Regions from separate parts of the Homo sapiens genome. Here region 1 is linked to region 2. The links are chromatin contacts, found by Hi-C or POLR2A ChIA-PET in ENCODE. All regions are on one chromosome and are shown on one strand. The core of a region is the stretch at or near the end of the contact, and the rest is flanking DNA. Distances in the headings are between cores, read along the strand shown. Region 1 overlaps PARD3 (par-3 family cell polarity regulator). Region 2 overlaps PARD3 (par-3 family cell polarity regulator).

The links. Hi-C counts contacts between places; a loop is a spot of excess contacts on that map. ChIA-PET counts read pairs that join two places held with the same protein, here RNA polymerase II (POLR2A). Pooled maps may share reads with other maps.
Region 1: a loop to region 2 is called in a pooled map, with 2.5 times the contacts of the local background. The contact joins two enhancer-like sites. A Hi-C loop is called at or near these places in 1 of 168 maps with a recorded cell type or tissue (astrocyte of the cerebellum), 2 of 37 single-sample maps with no recorded cell type and 3 of 50 pooled maps. POLR2A ChIA-PET finds 5 or more read pairs at or near these places in 2 of 52 experiments (OCI-LY7 and T-cell).

Annotation. Positions count from the first base shown.
Region 1 is chr10:34,372,814-34,376,443 of GRCh38, forward strand. PARD3 (par-3 family cell polarity regulator) reads right to left here. Exons shown (of 25, transcript NM_001184785.2): 11 at 2,061-2,189. Among named protein-coding and RNA genes, the nearest start is that of PARD3, 440 kb to the right of the region's middle. Within about 2 kb of position 2,123, at least 2 of the 41 ENCODE cell types and tissues checked have a DNase peak (open chromatin) inside an H3K27ac peak, as active enhancers do.
Region 2 is chr10:34,279,078-34,282,396 of GRCh38, forward strand. All of the region lies in intron 21 of PARD3 (par-3 family cell polarity regulator), which reads right to left. Among named protein-coding and RNA genes, the nearest start is that of LINC02629, 380 kb to the left of the region's middle. Within about 2 kb of position 1,599, at least 11 of the 41 ENCODE cell types and tissues checked have a DNase peak (open chromatin) inside an H3K27ac peak, as active enhancers do.

The sequences.
Region 1 (3,630 bases), core at 873-3,372, 94 kb after region 2:
CACCAAACTGCTTTCCTAATCATGGCACTGTTTCTAATTTTGCTTTAAAATTTTCCCAATCAAATCAAAGTTTTAAGGTATAGAATCATTTGATAACTAGACCAGATAATAACAGTTTGAACCACAGTCTGAACCACAGCTTTATACTTTAAAATGTTGCACAGGAAATAAACATGATTTTTTTTTCCTATAATGTTGATTTGCCTTAATTACCTAGGAACTTACAAGGATGATTTATTAAAAAAAGGCACCGATTGATAAAAGTATTTAGATTTAGACACACAGAATTTAAACACAGACACCCCAAACAGAGGAAAATAGTTACGTCTACTGGATTCAAGATTATTTTTAAATGTCCCCTCCCTTTAAATTTTCAGGATTTTATTCTCTTAAATTTTGAGAAGCAGCTGCAACATGCATAATAGACTGACGGCCTACTGGCGTACTCCTTAATGAAAAGCTCACAAGCAATAAATTACATAACCAAGAAAAAAAAAAAGTAGGTAGCAGAAGGGAAAAACAGAAGCCTGGAAGATCAAAATTGGACAAGAAGAACCTGAATAACCTTAAGCTGGCTATATGCTGGCACTAACTCTGGAAAAGGCTGCTTAAGAGCAGTGTCTAAGCTTTGGCAATCTAATAATGCTAACTAGTGCACTCCGAGACACTGAGGAAGAATTAAAGCTTCGGCAAATCACATGGAAAGCTAGTTGTTTTTTTTTTTTAAGTGCTCATTTACAATTTAATAGAGACATCTCCAGATTTAGGATCAGGTGGCATTTTAAGCACAAAATTGGATAACAGTGGGGGGAAAACGAAAAACTGAATTTAAATTGAGAAATAATGCATTAAACATTTTTAAATATAAAGAAGTTTTCATAATTTATTCAAAATCTACTTAAAACAAAAGTGTTCACTTTTCAACCCTATCACTGTCTGAAATTTCCACAAAATCCACATTAAGTTTTAAGACCTGTGTGTAACCAGGGGATAAGATATTATGACTAAAATTTTTTCATTTATAATATTTATAGAAATAGTTTATATAGAGAATAAAATATAGTTATTTTTATCATAACACATCCATACTTGAAGACACAAGAGAATTTGGGCTATATGATAAATTTGGAAACCTCGTTTCTAAAACCTTGTCACTCTAGATTATACAAATTAATTTTTGTTTAGCACTAAGAGCTAGATGAAAAGGATGTATTCCAAAATGATCCAAGTAGAATCTGTTTTGAAATATTTAAAATACCACTTGTACTTGAAATAAAACAATTTTCTTACCACATCAAAAGACAAAGGCAACTCCTCCAATTATGTCATTTTTATATATAAATGAAACCTAGCACTTTTGCAGAAAACCACTCAGAACTATGTACATTTAAGACACTTATTTCATTCACACCAATACCATGTAAATACTCAGATGTATTAATGTATGTATGGAAAGTGAAGGAGATAGGTTGCAAAAGTTGTAAATGCCTTTTCATTTCCTTCATTTATGTCATCCTAAGTAACATGACCTATATTTGTATAATTAATAGCCATGAGGCTTATTGCCACTTAGGTCTTTTTATTTTTAATAATAATTTTTTTAAAAAGGTATTCCTTTTCATACAACAGTAAGGAAGCAAGCATCTATTTGGCTTACTGACATGTACTATGAAAATGTGAAATATGAAAATTTGTCATATGCAGTGTGGAAGATGGCAAGCTTTCAGCGACAGTCTGTGGAGTGACAGTTCTGAAATAATCGGCGTCTCTGTATTCAGTCAGTCCATCTGAGGGTGTACAGTGATGAACATTTGATGCCCTTGAAAATATCCCTACAGTCTGATGTTTAAGTACCCCTCCATTCATTACTGAGGATATCCATTTCTGAAACTAAGGGAGTATTAGAGAAAAGAATGTTTGTATTCAGTGAGGGCTGAAAGAAATATAAGATCTAGAAACTCCTCAGAAAATGTCTCAATAAACATTTGCCATCAGGCAACTAACCCAGACCCCTGGCTGCTGCATATCAGAAATCTTTCATCTACTCTAAATTTACACACCAGTTCCCTTGGGTGGAAGGCGTCTTCCTGGCGAAAGACCAGAAGGCTCACAGTTCCTTCCATCTTGGTGCTTCTCAACAGCGAAACAACTTCCTCTTGGGATTTGCCCACTAAATCTACTCCATTTACCTAAAACAAAACAAAAGTTTTCAGCTGTAATCCTGTGGAAACAACAGGAAAACACACACACACACACACACACACACACACACACACACACACTCTAGGACTAGCCATATCTGCTATGGAACATAACTCATTTCATGCACAATTCTGCCATGATCTGGGAACCACTAAGGTTTTGTGACTAATAAAGAAACTAAGACCAGATATCTAGAAGAGAGGAAGTGGTCAATCTTTTAGTGTTCATCATTAAACCCAAAGTGACAATCACCAGGGCATTGACAAGTACCAAGCAATAAATATTTCAAAAATGTCAAGTTAACACAAAACTTACTGGCTTAGAACAGAGATATTTTGATAGCCTTGTGCATCATAGGTTTTCTTACACCAAAATAAAAAGGTGTTGCTCTTATAAAGGGTAATAAAAACACACCAAAAATATTTTGGTACAGTATTTTCACTTTAAATGAAATTTTACTGATAAATATAAATAAAACACTTTACCTCTAAAAGGTAAACATTAAAGAAACTACAAAACAATATTTTTTAGCAGGGAAGCAATATTTCAGCTGAAATTTTTTCAATGTTATGAGAGAATTCAAGCAGGAAAAAAATTTAAAACAACTTGTTCTTAGGGAATCTTTTATCTAACAGGAAGTATAACATCATTATCAGAAAGCACTATATACTCCACAGAAATGAGAGCATATGTTTCCTTTAAAAGGTATTCTACATTTTTCTTTTTAGACAAAAAAGACATTTTGTCCAAGGCAAATAAGTTTATAACTTAAATTACAGTATCAAAATTTTCCTGTAGTTAAAATATATTTCAGAACATTTCCCCTTCTGAAAAAAATCAACCTCATATACCTCAAGGTACTACTATTAAGGAATTGCAGACAGAAGGACTGAATTCAAGTTCCAGTGGAGACTCTTACAAAATAAAACAAGCTACGACTGCACACATGGGCTAATATACCACTCAATTTATACCCCAAGGACAAGCGGCCTTTTCAGGAAGCAGAACCCTAAACATAATTTGTACTCAAACAAAAGAAAGTGAAAAAAAATCTAGACAATTAAGTCACTTGATCCTTTTTTCTTTGTATGATTCTAATTATCTAGACACTCAGAGAAAATGCACGTAAGTATCAATATTGTATAGCTACAACTGTAGATACTAGAAGGTTGGGCTTAAAGCATGCAAAAATGAAGTTTCCATTTTAAGACAAAGATGACAGCTATGGAAATAAAGCCTAACTCGAAAGACATGCAGGTTGCAGGTCTTTCTCACTGCTTTAAAATAAAAAGGTTTTTCTGATATGTTGAAAGTAAAGCGATTATGTGATAAAAGAAAAAAGTGACTCAATAATAAAGCAATTATCTTTAGAAAGAAAGACGGAGAGAGCCAGAAAAGGACAGATATTTTTTTGGACTCAGAAGACAG
Region 2 (3,319 bases), core at 349-2,848:
CGGTTTCAGATATATAGTATGCCTAACGCTTAATTTTCCTCAAGTATTCATCTATATTTTTTCCTTTTTTTTTTTTTTTTTTTTTTAGAGACAAGCTCTCACTCTGTCACAAAAGCTGGAGGGCAGTGGCACAACCACAGCAGCTCACTGCAGCCTCGAACTCCTGGGCTGAAGTGATGCTCTTGCTAAAGTGTTAGGATTACAAAGTGTTAGGATTACAGGTGTGAGCCAACACACCCAATCAAGTATTTATCGAAATAGTTAAGTTCTACAAAGCAGGTTAACAGATTCTTAAAAATTCTCATTTACCTGTGCAATGAAAATTTTTTTAAAAAAACTTGAAACTTAGCCTATTGATTAGAATTGACTTTTCTAAAGGATTCACGAGGTCAAAGAAACATGAAAAATGCTGCTACAGGATAGAAAAAATGTTTCTCTTAAAAGGTTAATTTTTAAAAGACAATCTTTGCATGACAATAAGTGATCTAAATGCAAAGATTAGTGTTAGGAAAACAAACATGTATCACTTGCTGAAAAGGATCCTACCAACTGAGATGACAAAAAGTTCAAGTAATTACCCAAAGCAGGTATTACTGAGAACAGCTGGTAAAATTAGAAAGAGAGGAAACGGCATGCAGAAAATCCACATAAACTTGCAAAATGACACACCAAGAATGGGGAGTATCCCACTGAAGGACACAGATAGTTCAACGGTCTGGTATTGAAAACACAAGGCTTTGAAAGATGATTAGAACATTGAATAATGGAAAGTTTCAGATCATCTGTTTCCTAAGGAGATTTATAAATATTCCTTCTATACTGGGAGGATTTAATAAGAAATTAATTAACTTTTACATATTTCCACTAGAAGCATTCAGTATCCCTGGAAATGTTCCCAAGCACAACTTACTATGCAGATATAGATAATAATATTGTAATAGCTTTCAATGGCTGAATAACTACAAAATACAAGCCAGCTAACATTATAAACCTCATTTAATAGAATGAATAACATGAGGAGAATATTATTTGAGAGTTGGGAAATTTGGCCAGATATCATAGCTAATATTTCATGTTTCAGAACATCTTTCCTTCTTTCTGTCCCTCTTTCCCATTTGTCTGTTCACACAGACCTGACCGTGATCCAGAAAACATTTAATATGATTTTCTAAGAATGCATAAAAATGCAAAATAAATAAAAATGAAAATAGATGTCAACTTCTTAAAAGTACATAGGTGTGGAAAATGTGTACTTTATAGGAAAAAAAATGATTAGCACAGACCAGTATGTTAACAGTGTGTTAATACAGATAAATTTTTGTTTTCTGATTGTAATTTTATGGGTTTCTCCCAAATTTTTCTGTAGTTTTTAGTATTAGAATAAACTTAGAACTAGAGCTTAAAAAGGTACATTTTTTAAACAAGTGAGAAAGGTGGGAAAGAGAAAACTGAAAAAGGAGGAGCAGTGGTAAGCACGCACTTTCATAAGTCCACAAAACAGAAGCCAGAAAGTAGAGACAGGTTACAACACTGCTTTAAACTTGCTCGCAGTTCTGGAAAACAATCAACTCCGGTTTCCACAGCCAGTTAGAGGAGTAAGCTGAACACCGCTGAACCAGGAGTCAACGGTCTTTACTTGCCCTTGGTATTTCCCCAGTGACTCAGAATGTTGTGGGATGTCAGTATTCCAGGAAAAGCAAAAAGTGAGGGGTTGAGAGGATGTTTTGAGAATAAATAAGTTTGGAGAATGGTGACTCTCTGTTCCTATCTTGGTGACTCATAATGCACATGAACTTGGTAGAATTTTGAGAAATAACAGAGTAGAAAGATACGCATATACTGGTTTAAACAAGTGTTTCTCAAACATACTTGTAAACAGAACACATTCTCTGCTGCTGAACACTGGGCAATCCTGTACCACATAGTGTATATACTACCATTTAAAAATACATGGAGGTATCACTGGAGCAAAAACAACAGAAAGCCAACGTGTGATGCTTGGTCGACAGAGAAATCTATCACGGGGCTTTGTATGGGAGGCTAAGTAGACCTGAAGTTACGTAGATCACTTAATTGGAACATGTTCTGTTTTGAGTTTGGAGCCTAAACCTTTCATGTGGTGGAAATGAGCCAGTAGAGGCGCTGTCCCTAGGCATGCCTGAAACACAAGTCAGAGGCACGAAGCACTGAATTCACATTTTTGCTTAGTTTCTCAGTCTGTCTCCAATGTAGCCAACAGCATCTCTGAAAAAATAGGGTACCTAGGTTCAGTGCTCCAGAATGAGAAGTCAAAAATAGCATGTCGGAAAACCTGTTAACTTCCCCCTTGGTATCACGCCCAGACTCCCCGCTTCTCAAGAAGACCATACTCATGGAGGCTCTAGTCTGAGGCAGGGCAGGGCTAGTAGAGCAGAGCACAGATCCATACAGTGATCTTCCTAGTCCATTTCTCCCATATGGATGGCATTTACTCAAGACCCAACCTCACAGTGTTGGTAGCAAGTGACAGAAAGGGAAGGAAGTTAGCAAGAATGAAGTCAAACTTAATCTTGGACCCGGCTCAGAACAATCTAGTATATTGTCACCATCTAAATAGATCTTAACATTGAAGAAAAAACATTTAAAATTATATTCATAGCCCTTTTAGTTTTTCAATATTTATATCTTGAGCAATATTCAAGATTCCCAGATGTACACAGGCAAAAAAAGTTCTGGTTTGTGGACAATCATAACTCATGGGGGAATGTTGGGTTTTCTATTTTTATATGGAATTAGCCAAAATAATTTTTGGAATTCAAATAGCTACAGTGGTAAATAATATCCCGAGAGGTATTTCACTACTAGTCAGCAGTGAGGGAAAGGTTGTAAGGAGAATATAAGTAGTGGTTTATTTATTTTTATTGATTACTCCAGTCAAAATTTTTTCAAGGAAGCTGCAGTTTCCATTCTCAAAAAGAACACTGCCAATACCACAGACAGAACAGAAAGAACGACATATGGAAGAATGCTTGCCCTATTAAAATACAAGTGCCAAACCTACTCCACCTCCTAGTTCAGTCCGTTTCTTGCATTCACTTGCTCTATTACAAAATCCATAAGTTTAAATAAAACATACTTGCAAAAAGTTGTTATTGAAATACAAAGTCAAAGTATAATAATTTTCTTAAATTATGAGCCTAATTGACTTTTTAATGGACCATTCACTTATTCCTTGACCCTGAAAGATTTTTATTTTAGGCCTCCTGTACATTGTAAATTCATTATGATCAACCTAGTTCCCAGAAGTATTGCATCATTAGAGGTACAGAGATGGAAATTA